Linked DNA regions of Homo sapiens: region 1 is linked to region 2. The links are chromatin loops, found by intact Hi-C in ENCODE. Cell type or tissue: heart right ventricle. All regions are shown on one strand. Links, peaks and the distances in the headings refer to the core of each region. The heading gives the core; the rest is flanking DNA.

Region 1 (10,655 bases), core at 1,035-9,034, 110 kb after region 2:
CGTCTCTACTAAGATACAAAAAATTAGCTGGGCCTGCCGGTGTGCCTGTAGTCCCAGCTACTCGGGAGGCTGAGGCAGGAGAATTGCTTGAACTCGGGAGGCAGAGGTTACAGTGAGCTGAGATCGCGCCACTGCACTCCAGCCTGGGCCACAGAGTGAGACTCCGTCTCAAAAAAAAAAAAAAAAAAGAGGCCGGGTGCGGTGGCTCACGCTTGTAATCCCAGCACTTTGGGAGGCCGAGATGGGCGGATCACAAGGTCAGGAGATCGAGACCATCCTGGCTAACATGGTGAAACCTCGTCTCTACTAAAAATACAAAAAAAAAAAAAAAAAAAATTAGCCGGGCGTGGTGGCGAGTGCCTGTAGTCCCACCTACTCCGGAGGCTGAGACAGGAGAATGGCGTCAACCCGGGAGGCGGAGCTTGCAGTGAGCCGAGGTCACGCCACTGCACTCCAACCTGGGTGACAGAGCAAGACTCCGTCTCAAAAAAAAAAAAAAAAAAAGTAGACTTGATGCAGAAGAGTACATCAGCAATATAGAAGATAAACATGAGAAAATTTTCAAGAATATAGAACAAAGTGATGGAATCCTGTAAGAGAAGATAATGGGGATGGACAGCATCTAGGGATTCTAACTCTAGGCATCCCCACAGGAAGACAGAGCAAATCGGTTAGAGCGAATAATCAAAATTACAATAGGAGAAAAGTTTCCTTAGGTTGCAAAAAGGTCTGAGGTGGAGGTGGGAAATAGAGTGGGTTCACTGAGATTGAGAAAAATTAAGAAGAAACCAACAACACATAATCTGGGAAAATCATTAAGTTTCAGGGATAAAGAACAGACACTAATAGACCCAATTAGGGAAAAAAATGTTATTTATAAAAAAGCTGGCCAGCAGGCACGGTGGCTCGTGCCTGTAATCCCAGCACTTTGGGAGGCCGAGGCGGGCGGATCATGAGGTCAGGAGTTCTAGACCAGCCTGGCCAACATGGCGAAACCCCATCTCTTCTAAAAATACAAAAATTAGCTGGGTGTGGTGGTGTGTGCCTGTAATTCCAGCTTCTTGGGAGGCTGAGGCAGGAGAATTGCTTGAATCCAGGAGGTGGAGGTTGCAGTGAGCCGAGATCGTGCCACTGCACTCCAGTCTGGGCAACAGAGTGAGATTCCGTCTCCGGGGGAAAAAAAGATGGCTGGGCGAGGTGGCTCACACCTGTAATCCCAGCACTTTGGGAGGCTGAGGCGGGTGGATCACCTGAGGTCAGGAGTTCGAGACCAGCCTGGCCAACGTGGTAAAACCTTGTCTCTACTGAAAATACAAAAATTAGCCGAGCATGATGGCTGGCACCTGTAATCCTAGCTACTTGGGAGGCTAAGGCAGGAGAATCGCTTGAACCCGGAAGGCATAGGTTGCAGTGAGCCGAGATTGCACCATTGCACTCCAGTCTGGGTGATAAGAACGAGACTCCATTTAAAAAAAAAAAAAGCTAAAAACTGGCTTTATTCAGATTTTTCCTCTGCAACACTTAAAAGCCAAAGGAAAATAGAACAAGATTGACAACACTTTGAAGGGGTAGGTTTCGACCCTTCATAGATTCATAGATGGTGGCAAGAACGAGACTCCATCTCAAAAAAAAAGCTAAAAACTGGCTTTCTTCAGATTTCTCCTCTGCAACACTTAAAAGACAAAGGAAAATAGAACAAGATTGACAACACTTTGAAGGGGTAGATTTTGACCCTTCATAGATGATTTCATTCACTCCAGTGCCTTAATTCCTCCTAGATCTTTTTTTTTTTTTTTTTTTTTTGGAAAATTATATATAAAAGGAGACGGGGGCCAGGCGCGGTGGCCCACGCCCATAATTCAGCACTTTGGGAGGCCGAGGTGGGCGGATCACCTGAGGTCAGGAGTTTGAGATAAGCCTGGCCAACATGACAAAACCCTGTCTCTACTAAAAATACAGAAAAATTAGTTAGGCATGGTGGCTCATACCTGTAATCCCAGCTACTTGGGAGGCTGAGGCGGGAAGGTCTCTTGAACTCAGGAGGTGGAGGTTGCAGTGAGCAGAGATCACACCACTGCACTCTAGCCTGAGTAACAGAGTGAGACTCCATCTCAAAAAAAAAAAAAAAATAGAGAGAGACGGGGTCTCACTTGTTGCCCAGGCTGGTTTTGAACTCCTGGCCTCAAACCATTCTCCTACTTCAGCCTCCCAAGTAACTGGGACTATTGGTATGCACCTCCTTCCTCCCAGATCTTTTTTTTTTTTTTTTGAGACAGAGTCTCACTCTGTTGCCCAGGCTGGAGTGTGGTAGGGTGATCTCGGCTCACGGCAACCTCCACCTCCCAGGTTCAAGCAATTTTTCTGCCTCAGCCTCCCGAGTAGCTGGGATTACAGGCATGCACCACCACGCCCAGCTAATTTATTTTTTGTACTTTTAGTAGAGGCGGGGTTTCACCATATTGGCCAGGCTGGTCTCAAACTCCTGACCTCGTGATCTGCCCACCTCGGCCTCCCAAAGTGCTAAGAATACAGGTGTGAGCCACCGTGCCCCTCATTTCCTGGATCTTTATTGCTCAGAAGATCTCTCCTGAATTCCAGGTCAGCATGTCCACCTGCACACAGGACAGCTCCATGTGACATCCCACAGGTGTTTCAGTGCCACAAATTTAAACCACCATTGGTTAACTGCATGAGTTCTGTGCTGAGACTGTTTGAATCTTGGCTGCTCTGCTTACCAGCTGTGTGACCTTGTCCTCATTTTCCTCAGACTTAAAATGGGATCACAATAATGCCTACCTCACATAAGTCTGTTGGACAGAGTACATAAGACAACATATGTGAAGAGCCTGACACATATTATGTTATGTACCCACTAAATGTTATCTGTTACCTACCTCACCTAAACCTGTTGTTTATCTTGTATCTGTGGATAGCATCACCTTCACCCAGACACTTAAGTTGGAGAGTTCACTATAATCTTTAACAACACATTTTACCTCAAGCCTTACCCTGTACCCCATCCAATCAATTATGAACTATAAATTCTGTTTCTTTAATAGTTCAGAAATCTTTACTACCTAAAGTCTGATCTCCAGGCCAGGTGTGGTAGCTCATGTGTGTAATCCCAGCACTTTGGGAGGCTGAGGCAGGAGGATTGTTTGAGCTCAGGAGTTTGAGACTGGGCAACATAGGGAGACCCCATCTCTACATAAAATTTTACAACTAGCCAGGTGTGGCCGGGTGTGGTGGCTCACATCTATAATCCCAGCACTTTGGGAGGCCGAGGTGGCGTGGATCGCTTGAGGTCAGGAGTTCAAGACCAGCCTGGCCAACATGTTGAAACCCTGCCTGTACTAAAAATACAAAAATTAGCTGGGTATGGTGGTGGCATGCACCTGTAATTCCAGCTACTCAGGAGGCTGAGGCAGGAGAATCACTTGAACCTGAGAGGCGGAGGTTGCGGTGAGCCAAGATCATGCCATTGCACCCCAGCCTGGGTGACAAGAGCAAAACTCCATCTCAAAAAAAAAAAATACAAATACACCTGTAATCCCAGCACTTCGGGAGACCGAGACGGGCGGATCACGAGGTTAGGAGATCAAGACCATCCCGGCTAACACGGTGAAACCCCGTCTCTGCTAAAAATACAAAAAATTAGCTGGGCGTGGTGGCGGGCGCCTGTAGTCCCAGCTACTAGGGAGGCTGAGGCAGGAGAATGGCGTGAACCTGGGAGGTGGAGCTTGCAGTGAGCCGAGATAGTGCCACTGCAGTCCAGCCTGGGTGACAGAGCGAGACTCCTCAAAAAAAAAAAAAATACAAATACAAAAATTAGTCAGGCATGGTGGCAGACCCCTGTAATCCCAGCTACTTAGGAGGCTGAGGCACAAGAATTGATTGAACCCAGGAGGGGCGGAGGTTGCAATGAGCCAAGATCGTGCCACTGCACTCCAGCCTAGGCAACAGAGCAAAACTCCATCTCAAAAAAACAAACAAACAAAAAACTAGCCAGCGTAGTGGCACCCATGGCCCCAGCTACTCAGGAGGCTGAGATGGGAGGATCAGCTTAGCTGGGAGGTCGAGGTTGCAATGAACCGTGATTGCACCACTGCATTCCAGCCTTGGAGACAGAGCAAGACATCGACAAACATCAAAAAAAAGTATGTCTCGAAAAACAATAAAAGTGGTATCCAGACCAGCAGCATCAGCATTATTCACAAGTTTGTTAGAAATGCAGCATCTCAGACCCAACCTGAATAAAATCAGGATTTTAATAAGATACCCAGGTGATTGATATGCATGTTAAACTTTGAGAAGCACTGTTTTTATTTATTTTACTTTTTTTTTGAGATGAAGTTCTGCTCTGTCACCCAAGCTGGAGTGCAGTGGCACAATCTCAACTCACTACAACCTTTGCTTCCCTGGTTCAAGCAATTCTCCTGCCTCAGCCTCCTGAGTAGCTAGGATTACAGGTGCCCACCACCACACCCAGCTAATTTTTGTATTTTTGGTAGAGACAGGGTTTTGCCATGTTGGCCAGGCTGATCTTGCACTCCTGACCTGAGGTGATCCGCCCACCTCGGCCTCCCAAAGTGCTGGGATTACAGGCATGAGCCACCGTGCCTGGCTGAGAAGCACTGTTTTAAATGTCACCACTTCATCCCCGGTGCCACTCTGCTGGTTCATGTGTTGTGTCAACTCTCTAACCAAGGCTACCACAATATCCTTAATTAAGTTTTCTGCTTTCAGTGTGCCCTGGTCCAATTGTTTCTTTCTCTTTTTTTTTTTTTTTTTTTTTGAGATGGAGTCTCGCTCTGTCGCCCAGGCTAGAGTGCAGTGGCGCGATCTCGGCTCACTGCAAGCTCTGCCTCCCGGGTTCATGCCATTCTCCTGCCTCAGCCTCCCGAGTAGCTGGGACTACAGGCACCTGCCACCACGTCCGGCTAATTTTTGGTATTTTTAGTAGAGACAGGGTTTCACCGTGTTAGCCAGGATGGTCTTGATCTCCTGACCTCATGAGCCGCCCGCCTCGGCCTCCCAAAGTGCTGGGATTACAGGCAGGAGCCACCACGCCCAGCCATTTCTTTCTCCTAAACCCAGATCAATCTTTCCACAACAAATCTGACTGTCCCTCCTCCTCTTCTTCTTCTTCTTTTTTTTTTTTTTAATTTTTTAGGAGACAGGGTTTTGCTCTGTTGTCCAGGCTGGAGTGCAGTGGTATAATCATAGCTCACTGCAGCCTTGAACTCCTGGGCTGAAGCCATCCTGCTGCCATAGCCTCCCAAGTAGCCAGGACTACAGGCACGTACCACCATGCCTGGCTAATTTTTAAAAGTTTTTGTAGAGACAAGATCTCACCGTGTTACCCAGGCTGGTTTCAAACTCCTAGCCTCAAATGATCCTCCCATTTTGGCCTCCCAAAGTTCTAGGCTTACAGGCATAAGCCACCACGACTGGCTGTCCCTCCCCTTCTTTTTTTTTTTTTTTTTTTTTTTTGAGGTGGAGTCTTGTTCTGTTGCCCAAGCTAGAGTGCAGGGGCACAATCTTGGCTCACTGTAACCTCTGCCTCCCAGGTTCAAGCAATTCTCCTGCCTCAACCTCCCAAGTAGTTGGGACTTCAGGTGCATGCCGCCATGCTCAGCTAATTTTTTGTATTTTAGTAGAGACAGGTGTTGCCCAGGCTGGTCTCGCACTCCTGAGCTCAGGCAATCCACCGCCTCAGCCTCCCAAAGTACTAGGATTACAGGCGTGAGCCACTGCACCCAGCCTGTCCCTCTCCTTCTTAAGTGGCTCCCCATCACACTCAGAGTGAGAGCTTTGCTGGCTACCTCTCCACCCTAATCTCCTCTTCTCTCCCTGACCCTTGCTTTCCACGCACCAGCCATGCTAATCTACCCTCAGTACTCTCGTGTCTTTTGGTTTTAGCATGTATCAGTCTCCCTCCCTGTAACATGTTGTCTCTGCGCTATTCCAGCATTGGTGGACATTTAAAACTACCACACTGTTATGGGATGATGCGTCTGACTGTTAATTTTCTCCAGAGAGCGCCTCTTGCCTAGTTCCATGGGCACTAAGCAACCTTATGATTAGAGTTTGGGTTCACTTGTGATTTTCTGATGGGGAAAGTTCCCTGACCAGAGGACAACCCCATTTGGGTCCTATGGCAATGACTGTTCATTCTAAGATGGGGTTTAGTCTCATCGGTCTCTACTGAGTCAGGTTAGCATGAGCCAGGCCCAGAGGGAACAATCATCTAGCTCCGACAACAACAAGTTTCTGGAAACACAGTGGAGAACTAGCCTCTGGAACATGGTAAGACAATAACTAAGCTACCATCTAAGCATAAGGCCGACTACCTGAATGTCTTTCTTACTGACTCAATACGGTGGCAATAATTCACAGATCTGCAGAATCTTAGAAAACAATGGACATCTACCCAGCATTGACTCCTCCTTCTGGTAGCAGCAACCTAGATTTTTTTTTTTTTGAGATGGAGTCTTGCTCTTGTCATCCACGCTGGAGTGCAATGGCACAATCTTGGCTCACTGCAACCTCCGCCTCCGGGGTTCAAGTGATTCTCCAGCCTCAGCCTCCAAAGTAGGTGGGATTACAGGCACTCACCACCATGCCCAGCTAATTTTTGTATTTTTAGTAGAGATGGGGTTTCACCACGTTGGCCAGGCTGGTCTCAAACTTCTGACCTCAGTTGAGCTGCCCACCTCGGCCTCCCAAAGTGCTGGGATTACAGGCATGAGCCACCATGCCTGGCCAACCCAGTTTTTATTTGGTGACCTGTCCCTTCTGCACTCATGTAGTTTGAAGGGCTGGCCTCATCCCCAAGTTCAAGAGAACCATGTGACCCAGGGCTCCCTAATCAGAACACAGACATTGGTTCAAAGGATGGGCATGTGACCTGATTCAAGCCAATGATATTCAGCTCAGACTTTTGCAGAAACTATTAGGAAAAAGGTGTTCCCTTTTTGCTGGGGTGGTGGGAAGTGAATGTGAGTCTGTGGCCAGACATGCCACGATGCAAGAAACACCCTCCGAGAGGAAGACAGAGATGAAGACAATTCCTTCCTGCTGCAGTTTGAGGCTGTATATAGCTAAGCCTGAACTTTAGGTTTCTGTCACTTAAAGCCATAAGAGTTCTGACTAATGCACTACCCAATTAACTCATTTTTCTGCAGAAATTGCTCAGAACTGTGCAATAAATTGTGAGACATGAATCAGAAACTCATGAATGATGAAATGAGAGAAAAGAACTGGCAATGAGCCTTGAAACTAGCTAAAGATAGAGAGATAACGGAATAAAAACACCACTCAGTAGAGACTGATACTGATAAGTTGAAATAATTGTTGCTATGGTAACAAACAAAATGCAAAATAAAAAGTTGAGAACGAAGATCTTTAAAAATAGGGTTTTAAACCTGAGATTATGCAGTGGAAACCAGGGGAGAAGAAAGAGGATAGAAAAGCCAGAGACTATGTCTTTGTTTTATGTAACATGAGGATAAAAGTTATTTAAAAAAATATATAAGTTCATATAATTTTTCAGTGTAAAAAGCCTTATGTATACCTTATAATTCATTACATGAGACGAAAGGAACAACGTAATTCATACAGCAAAAATCAAGAGTCTTAGGAAGTATACTAGATACTTTCCTCACATTTGTAAATTAAAAAAAGAAATGGCAAGAAATTATAAACAAGAATATCAAAACACCAGAAAATTAGAAAATTAGATGAGCAAAGGTTAGATTACGTATAACAAGCCAAATGTAAACAAGTAAAAATGTAAACTTCTAAAATTACTATTTAAAATATTAAAACTTCAGATCACATCAAAAAGCAAACTGAATATATACTGTTGTTTAAAAAGATATGCCTATTTATGTGTGTGTATATATATAGTATGTATATGCATATATATACATATTAGTAGTATGTATACTAATAATATATATAATATAAAAAGGCTTTGTTACTGGACATGGTGGCTCACACCTGTAATCCCACTGCTTTGAGAGGCTGAGGTGGGAGGATTACTTGAGGCCAGGAGTTCAAGACCAGCCAGGTCAACATAGCAAGACTCTGTCTCTACAAAAATAAAAATTAAAAAATTAACTGAGTGTGGTGGTACACACTTGTAGTTCCAGCTATCCAGGAGGCTGAGGCAGGAGAATCCCTTAAGCTCAGGAGTTAGAGGCTGCGGTAAGCTATGATCACATCACTGCACTCCAGCCTGGCCAACAGAGCAAAATCCTGTCTCAAAAAAAAAAAAAGGCATTGTGAAACTAAAGGCACCAAATAACATAACAACACAAAACAAGAAGCAGAGCCGGGTGTGGTGGCACATACCTATCGTCCCAGCTACTCAGGAGACAGAGGCTGGAGGATCACTTAAGACTATTAAGACTGGAAGTTTGAAGCTGTAGTGCCATATGATCATGCTTGTGAATATGCACTGCATTCCAGCCTGGGCAACATAACAAGATCTTGTCTCTTTAAAAAAAAAAAAAAGTCGGCCGGGCGCGGTGGCTCACGCCTGTAATCCCAGCACTTTGGGAGGCCGAGGCGGGTGGATCATGAGGTCAGTAGATCGAGACCATCCTGGCTAACAAGGTGAAACCCCGTCTCTACTAAAAAAATACAAAAAATTAGCCGGGCGCGGTGGCGGGCGCCTGTAGTCCCAGCTACTCGGGAGGCTGAGGCAGGAGAATGGCGTGAACCCGGGAAGCGGAGCTTGCAGTGAGCCGAGATTGCGCCACTGCAGTCCGCAGTCCGGCCTGGGCGACAGAGCGAGACTCCGTCTCAAAAAAAAAAAAAAAAAGTCTATAGGAACACAGCTAATAGAAACACAGTTATAGGCTGGGCTCAGAGGCTCACACCTGTAATCCCAGTGTTTTGGGAGGCCAAAGCAGGAGGATTTCTTGAGGCCAGGAGTTACAGATCATCCTGGGCAATGTAGCGAAGCCCCTCTCTAAAAAAAAAAAGTTTTAAAAATTAGTCACGTGTGGTGGCATGCATCTGCAGTCCTATCTACTTGGGAGACTGACATGGAAGGATGGCTTGAGCTCAGGAGTTTGAGGCTGCAGTGAACTATAATTATAGTAAAATATGATATACCATTATCAGACTGTGACATATAAACAAAAATAAAGATGAGCTAAACAGCAGAATTAGTAAGGTATAAAAACTTACGCTGTGTCCTCCACCTACATAAAATACATCACCACCACTCCCAGTATCTCTGGAACATTGACAACAACTTATCCTTTACTGGACCACAAAATTTGTTTGTTTGTTTTTTTTTTTTTTTGAGATGTAGTTTCGCTCTGTTGCCCAGGCTGGAGTGCAGTGGCACGGTCTCAGCTCACTGCAACCTCCATCTCCCTGGTTCAAGCAATTCTCCTGCCTCAGCTTCCCAAGTAGCTGTGATCACAGGCACCCACTGCCACGCCCTAAGTTTTGTATTTTTAGTAGAGACTGGGTTTCACCATGTTTGCCAGGCTGGTCTCCAACTCCAGCCCTCAGGTGATCTGCCCACCTCGGCCTCCCAAAGTGCTGGGATTACAGGCATGAGCTACCACACCTGGCCCACAAAATTTTTTAATAAATCCAAATAAGCAAAAATTGTTGAGGTCAAATCCTCTGATCACAGCACAGTTTAACAAATGAACAATCATACGAAGTTTAAAATTAACAAACATCCTACTAAGTGCTTTATTAGAACATTAGCAGACATTCTACTAAGATTTCAGTCAGATGGCCGGACGCGGTGGCTTACACCTGTAATCCCAGCACTTTGGGAGGCCGAGGAGGGCGGATCAACTGAAGTCAGGAGTTTGGAGACCAGCCTGGCCAACATGGTGAAACCCTGTCTCTACTAAAAATACAAAAATTAGCTGGGCGTGGTGGTGCATGCCTGTAATCCCAGCTACTTGGAGGAGGCTGAGCGAGGAGAATCACTTGAACCTGGGAGGCAGAGGTTGCAGTGAGCCGAAATCGCGTCATTGCTCTCCAGCCTGGGCGACGAGTGAGACTCCATTTAAAAAAAAAAAAAGGTTTCAGTCGGGAAGCCAGGTGCAGTGGCTAGCACCTATAATCCCAGCACTTTGGGAGGCTGAGGCAGGTGGATCACTTGAGGTCAGCAGTTCAAGACCAGCCTGGCCAACATGGTGAAACCCAAATTAGCCAGGCGTGGTGGCAGGTGCCTGTAATCCCAGCTACTTGGAAGGCTGAGGCAGGAGAATCACTTGAGCCCAGGAGGCAAAGGTTGCAGTGAGCCGAAATTGGGCCGTTGCACTCCATCTTGGGCGAGTGAGACTCTGTCTCTCAAAAAAAAAAAAAAGGTTTCAACCAGAAAGGAAATAATACAGTAACAGGCCAGGAGCATGATGGCTAACACCCGCAATCTCAGCCCTTTAGGAAGCAGAGGTGAGAAAATTGCCTGAGGCCAGGAGTTTGAGACCAGCCTGGGCAACAAAGTGAGACCCTGTCTCTAAAAAAATTCAAAAAATAGGCCGGGCACGGTGACTAATGCCTGTAATCCCAGCACTTTGGGAGGCTGTGGTGGGCGGATCACGAGGTCAAGAGATCGAGACCATCCTGGCCAACATGGCAAAACCCCGTCTCTACTCTAAATACAAAAATTA
Region 2 (10,655 bases), core at 913-8,912:
CACCTCTGGGGCACAAGGGCAGGCCCTCTTTAGAGAGAACCAGGGAATCCAACCTGAGATGTCGGGGCTTCTTTGTTAGGGTTTGACAGAATATTTGAGACCTAAGATTGTGAATAAAGGAACATGACAGCATCGATTCTCTGCCGAGCAGAGGTAAAAAGGACCCTACAGAAGTACCTTTCTAACTCATCTTATGTAAATCCAAGTGCTGGGCCAGTGCCTGGGCGGCAAAGTGAGGCCTGTGAGCATTTCTGTGTTCAGCACAACCTGAACCTGACTGTCCATTCAGACACGCTGATCCAGAGGAAAGCAACACTGAATCTTAACATGAATGTGAAGATAGAAGATGTACATTTATTTTCATGAATTACAAATGCATTTCTGTTCATATTAGCAGGCAGTCTTTATATAACCCATTCTCCATTGCTGTCAAAAATCAAACAAGAAAAAAGGACAGCTGAGAAATGAAAAGCTAAAAATAGAATTATTTTTCCTAAATGATCTGCTGGATAGCATTTTCCGTGGAACACAACTCAGAGGTAACAATAGAGTTTTCATTTCAATCGTAGGCATGTGGCACTTGGACAGTCATCTCTGCACAGAAAGCTGTAACAGTCATGCGAGGGTACAGTAATTATTGAACAAGGCAAATTTCTCACCACAGAGAGCAGTGGGGAAGTCAAGAGGAGGCACCGCACTGGGACAGAACACCGAGTCAACTCCACAGTACACAGTGGCAGGAACAAATACTTAAAGAGATCAGTAAAATATGGATAGAGCTCCAAACACGAGTTAGTGCTAGCTTTTTCTGACAGTCTGACTCAGCAGTATCAGAAATATTTGAGTACTTGAGGACAGAACAGTGCTTCACGTCATGAGCTCCTGGAGGCTTTATTACAAATTGTTATACTGTAGGTTGAAAAATGAACTTGAGATGCTGACATGCTGTAGAAGGAAAAAGAATTGTATACTTTCTCATTTAAAGACGCAGTGTTCCTCTCTGCTAAATCCTCAGGCATGGAACGTGGTTACTGAAACACCCACATTTGAAGTAGCTCAAGGGCGTATATGCACCAGCATGTGGAGTTCCACCCTGGGACATCCCCAGAAACCGCCCACAGCTCAGCACTGCAACCTTTGTACTTCTCTCACCAAATGTCGAGTGAAGCTGCCACTTTAAATCTTTTTTTGTAAGTCTTACAAACATTAAGTACTGCACATAACGCTTCTTGACAAGTGTTACACCTCTATATGGTACAAGTGACCACAGTAACTACAGAGTGACACTGCTGGGTGCAGTACTTCCTTTTTATTTAGAAAAATGACTGCATTTTCTAAAAGCTGGGCCAATAGCACATACCTTATATATGTTAGTGACTACCATGATATGAGAAAAGACGTGGACAAGTGCTCCCCAAGGATTCCGGAGACGGAAGCACTTGCTGCAGGCTGCAACATCAGCCAAGGTATTTCCACAAGCTCCTGCTCTGGGGAAACAGTTATGGTCAAAAGGTGAAGTGCAAATAAGGGGCTGTCACTGACTTAAAGTGCCCTAGGTAGTAGCCTTCCCTATCATAAAGTGAGATGCCAGTGACTAGAGCCAATTGGGGAAGAATCTCTCTCTGGTGCGGCTGCATGGTCAGCAGGGCATCATGTAGAAAAGGATTCAGGAGAGGGAGGAACCACTGCATCTTTCAAACCAGAAAGCAATTAGTGACTAAAGCAACAGTAAGCAGTAGGTGCACTGAAGTACATACTGCCGCAGGTCACCAATGGGTGACACACACAGGGCTGCCAGGAGGAATTCTCTGGACTGAAGAAATTCTTTGAAAGCATAAAAGCCACAACTACCAGAAACCGCCCCTCCAAACGGCTCAAAGGAGTCAAAGTGGATAAGCCAAGACGGGCTGGAGACAGGACCAGGGGTCAAGAACTGGGAAGAAGAACACCGATGTCTGAGCACGTCCAGTCCTCTGAGCCCTTGTCCTATAGAAACACAAACAGACCACTGAGTTAAGAGTGAGCCATGTGAAAACAGCATCATCATCAGCATCACAAAACACAAAAGTGACAACAGTGAACCACATTAAAACAGCAGCAGCAGCAATAGCATTATGAAAACAGAAAAGGGAAAAAAGACTCCTGCAAAATGGCCATTTCTTTGGACACATTTGGGCAAGGATAACACATGGCAGTTCTGAAGGGGCCAGGGTCAGCCCTCACTCCACAGGCACCTCCTCTCAGACAGTTCTGAGGTGGTTTCCACAACACTCATAGGAAAGACGCCACTCCCCCAGCCTACGCTGACTGCAGTGTTCCTAAGATGTCCTTTATTTACCGTAAGATATCCAACACTAGTGCATGAAAATCTAGCAGAGTATCACTTACTATTTCACAGAGCACTTTCAGAGCTGTGGTTTCCATCTGCCACTCAGGAGGTGGGGCAAGAAGAATGGGCTAACTATAGCCAAACTGTGGACTTGGAGATGGGCTAAGAGGGAGAAGTGGTCTCTTTTATGTAGAGGTGAACTGCAGCCAAACCTACGGGTTGGCAGGAAATTAAAGCTGCCCTAAAATGCTTTCATCTTCAATAAACCAAAGGGAAATGCGGTTCATGCCCCTAGTGATCAATCCACCTGAGAAAATTCACAATCAGGCAGATGAAGAAGGAAGTTGAGCACTGACCTCTACCTTCACCCGCCTCACAGGGTAGGAGACTGAGGACATGGGCTGGGTAGGAATGAGGCTTGTCACAGGTAGTAGGCATGATCAGCTTTTAAACTTGCCCATGGAAACATTTCTAAAACTGACCCCCTTAAGCAAAATACAATGAATATAATTTGACCCTTTTTTAAGACCTTTCGGCCACCACTACAAATATCACTTCATTGCTTCCTCTACCAAAGGGGCCCCACAGCTGTGCTCTGTGGTCCTGGGGTGTATGTTTCTAAGCCTTTCTTGCTGCAGCCAAACGGTCAACCGTGCCCTCCCAGTGTTCCCATGTTTTATTACACCTTTACCTCCTGAGCTCTCCAATTCAGAGCTCCTGATCTCCAGTGTGTGGGCTGGGAACTCAGAGACAATGCTCCTTAGTATTGTGAATGAGTCCTGAGAACTTTCCCAAGGAGCAAGGCTAATCACAGGCAGTGTGCAGCCTGCCACTGTTTCATGCTGGCAAACATTTCAAGAAAATGACATTCTGGGTCCAAAATACCTGGATTCTCTGCCTAGTTTTGCCACTTGATGTACAATTTTGAGCGAAGTGCTCAAAGGCTCCTGTCTTCAGTTTCCTCAATTATAAACATGGATGCATGCTGACTTCCCAAAATTCTGTTGTGATCACCAAAATGAAATGTTTATGAAAGAACCTATCCCATAGTTTAATCAGCCAACCCAGCCCCAGCTTCCCCTGGATTCATGTGATATTCTAGATGACTAAATTGTAAGTCAGTCTAGACGTTGGCAACGTCCTTTGCAATGAATGGATAAAATGCGATGGGTTGATGGGTGGATAGAGGAACAGATGGACAGATCTATGAGAAAACAAGTAAGATGTTAATGTTAACTGTATAATCTAGGTGGTGGGAATATGGGTGTCTACTTTAAATTCCTTCAACTTTTCAGAATAGTTGAAAACTGTCACTAAAAGAATGTTGGGAAAAAAAATCATGCTATAAGCACATAGGGAGCATCTGTGTGTCTTCTGTGTCTGGAGCAAATGAACAACGCACAGAGGTGACTGTCCTTGCCACGCCGGGACTCTCAGAGTGGTGGTGGACCTGAGAGGGATACTGGTCCCCCGCCTTGCAAAGCTGGCTTCAGGAGGCGTTCTGCCAGCAACTGCGCCCTGTGGCCTCAGGAGCAACCCTGCCTCTGTCTTGCCATCCTTGTGCCTGCGGTGCTGCCTGTCTCTTCAGTGGCCTGACCAGTTTTCCCCCAAGTCCCTGCTCTCAGAGGTCCTCCTGCATCCTTACTGCCACCAGAGTCACCTGAGCCACTGCTTCAGGTCAGGCAGCTACCTGTGAGGGAGAGCTGGCCTCCTGGGGAAGCAAGGGCCACAGCCTGGGCTGGCCTCTTTCTCTGCAGCCCCCCTCTTGCCCAGCTGTCTGGCATGCCCGCCTTCCAGGGTCCACACAGCTGTGCCCCTCCCCAACCAGCAAAGAACCCAACTGTCAGGTTTCAGCTGCAGCACAACTGCCGCGAGTCGGCCACACTCTGTGAGGCTTTAATGTCTGCCTTACTCTCTGGGACCCACCATGCCTGTGTCCATCTCTGGGACTCTGTATACTCCTTGTTGTTTACATTTCCTGCTATGAGGCTGCTGGAAAGCAAAACCTGGGTTTTATTCATCTTTGTTCCTTTCCTAACTGGCGAAAGGAAGTGCTCAATGCTGATTAAATGATGAAAAACAAATTATCACGTCAACCCCAGAAGCTCTTTTATACTAAAAATGTGCACAGTTGTGTGTGTGTGTGTCTTTCTCCCCTACTACATGGGCCCCTCTGAGGCTGTGTTTAGGTCCTGCTTGCCGCGTTTGCTGTTAGTGTCTAATGCAGACTAAGCAGGCAGCACTGCCGCCTGACCTGAAGCGACAGAGATGAGATGCTCACAAGCCACCACCTGGCTGAGGGAAAATGACTGTGAAAGGAACTGTGAAGGAAGAAAAGCAACAGAAGTTGCTCAGCTCAATATTCTAGGTTCTGTAAACGGCAAGAGAGTGCTCTTCACAGAAGGGCAGGCCTCACAGGCCATCCAGGTCTGTTATGACTACCCCACGCCGCTGCTGTAGAGGAAAGGCAGCGGGCTGACCAAGGTCTAGTTAACCTGACCTTGTACAGACACTGGGAGTGTGTCCTGGAGCCTCACGGAGGGAGAGGGACGGACTCTTGAGAAACAGAGACAATTGCTCCACTGTGAGCACCTCACAGAGGAGCCAGGAAGGAAGTTCTGTGGGGACTGCAGGTGTGAAAATGGTTGGATCCTGGGGCCCAGCTTTCTGTCAGTGAGTGATTGTGCAAATCACTGTGGCTAACACCTCCTCCACTAGAGAGCCACATGTGTATGGGGCAACAGAAGACATGAACCAGCTCAGCCCCTGCTGATAACAGGCTTCTTTCTCAGTCACTCCGCAAGGCTTATGGCTAGCAGTCCACTGCACGTCCTGTTCGCGTGACTCCACAACACTTCCCTTGGGTTTGAGAGATCGTCTTTTGGGGTGCGTCTGGTGTTAACAGCAGGCTAAGTGAGGGCTTAACAGTGCCAGCAGCCCTGCCTCCCCCAAGTTGGTAGGTTTAGAAAACTTGGAGTCTTTAAGACTTTGCCTTTCCTCCTCCTCTTGAATTTGCCGCTTCTCACCACTTCATTTCTAGTCCAAGGCTACGGCCCCTTTGGTATGGAAGACCAGGCATTTGTTCTTAGCTGATCTCCTACCCAGTATTCCCTCATTTCAACCCCTCCTGCTTTGATGTCAGACTTTTGAAAACACCATTTTCCGGCCCCCAAACTACTAGTGTCTATTCCCTACCAATTCCTCGTTCTGTTGCCCTGCCTGGCTTTCAGGGCTATCTGCTTGGAGGCTGAGTTGGTCATGTCAGTCCTCAGCTCATGTCTACTTGGTTCTTTGTTCTTACTGACGGGGAATGGACGCCTCTAACTGCAACACGGTTCTGTCCAAAGCATCTCCCCAGCAACTGCTTCTACCTTGGCTCACAATTCTTTTTTTTTTTTTTTTTTTTTGAGACGGAGTCTTGCTCTGTCGCCCAGGCTGGAGTGCAGTGGCGCAATCTCGGCTTGCTGCAAGCTCCGCCTCCCGGGTTCACGCCATTCTCCTGCCTCAGCCTCCCGAGTAGCTGGGACTACAGGCGCCTGCCACTGTGCCCAGCTAATTTTTTGTATTTTTAGTAGAGACGGGGTTTCACCGTGGTCTCGATCTCCTGACCTCGTGATCCACCTGCCTCGGCCTCCCAAAGTGCTGGGATTACAGGTGTGAGCCACCGCACCTGGCCCACAATTCTTTATTCACTGCTTCTTTCTATAGAGTTCTAAACACAAGTCCAGTTCTCTCTCCTCTTGTCACATACTCTCTAAAATCAAGATTTGCATTCTTTTCCTGTATACTTTTCTTTTCTGACACAGGGTTCACCCAGGATGGAGTGCAGTGATACAATCATAGCTCATTGCAGCCTTGGACTCTGAGATTCAAGCGATCCTCTCCCCTCAGCCTCTCAAAGTGCTGGGATTATAGGCATGAGCCATTGTGTTGGGCCTGCTCAATTTTTAAAATCTACCAATATTGTCACATTGTTCACCTTCCCTTATGATCTAAGCACATGTAGCTTCTGTGCAGGCCCATGTAAATCCCCCTGACTGGCCAGCCCAGCCTCCATCTCCTGGATGAAGTTTCTCCAGCTCTCCAGCCTACACTGCTAGTCTGAACTGGTAACAGGGTCTGGGCCCCTTGCATGTGACATCAACTGTAGAACCAGGTCCCAGCTAGGAGTTTCTGAAGGGGCAGGCACAGAGGACTCTAATACTAAATTTATTTAACTGGTGGCTCTGCTTTCCATGGGAGGGAGTCCTGAGGCGAACCCTTTCCAGAGAGATGCTCATGTAACTGTGAAACTGCTCTGGACAGGCAGCAAGGAAAGGATGAGAACCCAAAGATGAACAATCTGGAATATGAAAAAGTTGTTTCCAAATAATCACATTCACTACCCTTGAGAGTAAAGGAGGTACTTGGAGTTTCTAATAAACGAGAGAGAGATTCCTAGGAGAATATATGTAACTTTCTAAATAATTTTTAATTCTAAATTTAAAAAAATACCTTCCAATAAGGAGCTTGGAAAAGAATACAAAATAATGGACCTTGAGGAACATAATATTCTAGAAACAAAAGGCAGCGCCTCCCTTGCTAGAGCTCACTGTATTAAACTCCAGGTACCTGACAAATTTAAGATCTGTATCCTGGCTGGAATCTAGCAGTCTCTTCAAAAATTAGTTCTTTGAGCTTTTCCTTAGGCAAGTCATCCAATTCCATGTCGAACTTGAATGGTGCTTCGGCGATGGGCTTTAAAAGAAAACAAAACATTTAACAGTCAAAGTTGTTATGGGTAAGGCAGTAATTTACTGATTCATAAAATGACCACTGCTCAGATTCTGAATTTACAACAGGACTGATGTCTCATAAAAACTTAAGAGTTGATGGCCGGGCGCGGTGGCTCACACCTGTAATCCCAGCATTTTGGGAGGCTGAGGCAGGCGGATCACTTGAGGTCAGGAGTTCGAGACCAGCCTGGCCCAACATGGTGAAACCCCATCTCTACCAAAAATACAAAAAATTAGCCGAGTGTGGTGGTGCACGCCTATAATCTCAGCTACTCAGGAGGCTGAGGCAGGAGAATCGCTTGAACCCAGGAGGCAGAGGTTGCAGTGAGCTGAGATCGTGCCACTGCACTCCAGTCTGGGTGACAGAGAGAGACTGAGAGTTGTGCCCACACTCCTCAAGTTCTCATAAACACTTAGCCTGGGAGCAACTGAATCTGTTTCAAGTGTTTTTCTGAACTTACCACAAATCCCAGAATAATTTTTAAATGTTTTAAGGCAGTGAATGTCGAAATAAGAGAAATGTGCTGCTGTTGGGGTGGTGGTACGTTTATCCAATCAACACCCATAATACTAAAATACATGCATTTCATTAAATAAATCATGGTATCTTTGTATGAAAAAACATCTTAGAGCTGTTAAAAATTAAGCTGCAAGGCCAGGCGCAGTGGCTCACATCTGTAATCCCAGCACGTTGGGAGGCCAAGGTGGGAGGATCATGAGACCAGCCTGACCAACATAGTGAAACTCCATCTCTACTAAAAATACACAAAAATTAGCTAGGCATGGTGGCAGGCCCCCGTCGTCCCAGCTACTCGGGAGGCTGAGGAAGGAGAATTGCTTGAATCCAGGAGGCGGAGGTTGCAGTGAGCCGAGATTGCGCCACGGCACTCTGGCCGAGGCAACAGAGCAAGATTCCATCTCAAAGAAAAATAAAAAAAACTGGCCAGGCACGGTGGCTCACACCTGTAATCCCAGCACTTTGGGAGACCGAGGCAGGTGGATCATGAGGTCAAGATATTGAGACCATCCTGGCCAACACAGTGAAACTCCGTCTCTACTAAAAATACAAAAATTAGCTGGGTGTGGTGGTGCGTGCCTGTAGTCCCAGCTACTCGGGAGGCTGAGGCAGGAGAATTGCTTGAACCTGGGAGGTGGAGGTTGAAGTGAGCCGAGATCACACCACGGTACTCCAGCCTGGCCTGGTGACAGAGCAAGACTCCATCTCAAAAAAGAAAACAAAATTAAGCTGCAAGGAAGATTAATAGGAAAATGCCTATGTTGTGTCAAGAGAATGAAAACTATTTTATTTTTAAAATTTAGATACAGAAATACAAGACTGAGAAGGAAATACTCCAAAATGTTAGTAACTGTAACAAGATTATAAAGCTACATATTTGTAGTATGAAAAAAATCTCTCCTGTATTTTCTTACAAGTTTGCTTTTCTCTTTTTTTTTCTATACAAAACCTCGCTTTGTTGCCCAGGCTGGAGTGCAGTGGTACGATCCCGGCTTACTGCAACCTCTGCCTCCTGGGTTCAAGCGATTCTCCTGCCTCAGCCTCCGGAGTACCTGGGATTATAGGCGCCTGGCACCACACTTGGCTAATTTTTGTATTTTTAGTAGAGACAGGGTTTCACTATGTTGGCCAGGCTGGTCTCGAACTCCTAACCTCAGGTGATCCACCAACCTTGGCCTCCCAAAGTGCTGTGATTACAAGTGTGAGCCACCATACCTGGCCCCATTTTTTTTTTTGAGACTGAGTCTCATTCTATTGCCTAGGCTGGTGTGTACTGGCATGATCTTGGCTCGCTGCAACCTCTGCTTCCCGGGGTCAAGCAATTCTTATGCCTCAGCCTCCAGAGTAGCTGGGATTACAAACATGTACTACCACGCCCAGCTATTTTTGTATTTTTAGTAGAGACGGGGTTTCCCCATGTTGGCCAGGCTGGGCTTGAACTCCTGACCTCAAGTGATCCTCCTGCCTCGGCCTCCCAAAGTGCTGGGATTACAGGCGTGAGCCACTGCGCCCAGCCCCCATTTTAATTTTTAACCATACTCCAGAAAGCTATTTAAGTAAAATATAAACTGTCTATTTAGATCAAAGAACCCCATACACACTCAGTGACAAACTGATTATTATTTTTTAGAGAAAGAGTTTTGCTCTGTCACCGAAGCTGGAGTGCAGTGGTGTGATCACAGCTCACTGAAACCTCGATCTCCTGGGCTCAAGAGATCTTTCCACCTCAGCCTTCTGAATAGCTGGGACTACAGGTGTGAGCCACCATGCCTGGCCACATTTTGATTTTTAAATGCCCGTGAACTAATGCAATGTTACAGAACTAAGCTGATGATAATACCAGCTGTCAATCAGTGAATGCCTAGAATCTCACCTCTCACCCATGTAATCCTCACATGGGGCCTTTAGGGGGAGGAAGCACAGACCCCAAACTCTGCACTAAGCTTTGGCCATCTGAAAGGGGAGAAGGACTCATGTCCAGAAGAATAAATAGCTCAGCCCGAAGGAGGGCTATGCATCTGGGATCACAGGAGGTGTCCTACACGCATCACCCACCACCCCAGCCAGCTGATTTGGACTCGGAAGCTTGGGAAATCTCCAGCCCACTAAGCTTGTAAGAGCCCCAAACCTGTATTCTCTCCTATTCTGTGTTACTGGCTATGTTGTAGGTATTTCACAAGCTGCCTAACTTGTTGCTGGAGGCAGAGAGATGGATGTGGAAGGGAAAGCTGATTCTTTCAAAAATAGGAGGGTAAAGACTATTCTCTGTGCATATGAGCCTCAACTACAACAATCCAAACTTTTGGTTCATATTGCATTTTTCTTTGTTATCCTCCAGAGAATAAAGTTAAAATTGAACCCCAGAGACACCAGAGAGCCAAGGCACTAGGACTGTCTTGGGGAGAACATGACATGCAGCATCTTCTACCTGAATGCCCTGCCTGCTCTGAAGAGCTGCCATATCCACTCTGGCCTCATCACTTCTTACAACAGGCTCTCGTGTCCTTGTCTCTAGGGAATAGCACACCCGACATGGAGTCGCCAAGCCACAGTGGAAACTGTCCAAGTTGACTTCCCTCCCCACTCTGTGTGCTGTCCCTGTCAGCAGGCTGCCCACCTCCTCTCCACCCCGGCCATCCTCAGGGCCAGCACTTCACTTCAGGTGTCTCTTCCTGTCACACCATGACAATGGCCTCCAGTCTCAGACCCATGCCCTCTGTGCTCCATACTGGTGCAGCTGTCCCCTTTATACATGCGTTTACCCCGCCCCTACCTGTTGCAGGTGGCCTGGAGGAAGTCTTCTGAGATAGACAGAGTTACGGGGGGAGGGATTTCAAGCTGTGCCCCACAGCACTCGTCCTCAAGGCAAAGGTGGGCTTGTTGGAAGAACCGGGTATGGCAGCAGGTATATCTCAGGAAAATCTAAGCAAGATATGGTTGGTCCACTGCTGGCTGATCTATGTCCCTGAAGCAGCAGCCAGGAACATGAGCTCTTACCTCGTCACTCGGGTCGTAATACTGCTCCAGATATGGG

Evidence for each region. Peaks named below come from ENCODE experiments on the same cell type or tissue, not always from the same donor. Only the 100,000 strongest peaks of a DNase experiment are listed, where the experiment ranks them.
Region 1: it touches region 2 in a loop (2.7-fold over the local background); 16 of 110 quality-filtered maps call a loop at or near these places.

The regions. Positions count from the first base shown.
Region 1 is chr22:21,869,714-21,880,368 of GRCh38, forward strand. No RefSeq gene overlaps it. Among named protein-coding and RNA genes, the nearest start is that of MAPK1, 7.4 kb to the left of the region's middle. In heart right ventricle, for the core only: no CTCF peak of the experiment used is centred there; no DNase peak of the experiment used is centred there.
Region 2 is chr22:21,762,255-21,772,909 of GRCh38, forward strand. MAPK1 (mitogen-activated protein kinase 1) reads right to left here. Exons shown (of 9, transcript NM_002745.5): 7 at 10,619-10,655; 8 at 6,941-7,066; 9 at 1-1,986. The coding sequence ends at 6,950. Among named protein-coding and RNA genes, the nearest start is that of YPEL1, 32 kb to the left of the region's middle. RefSeq lists enhancers at 2,408-2,457, 2,468-2,517, 4,828-4,897. In heart right ventricle, for the core only: no CTCF peak of the experiment used is centred there; a DNase peak (open chromatin) is centred at 5,043.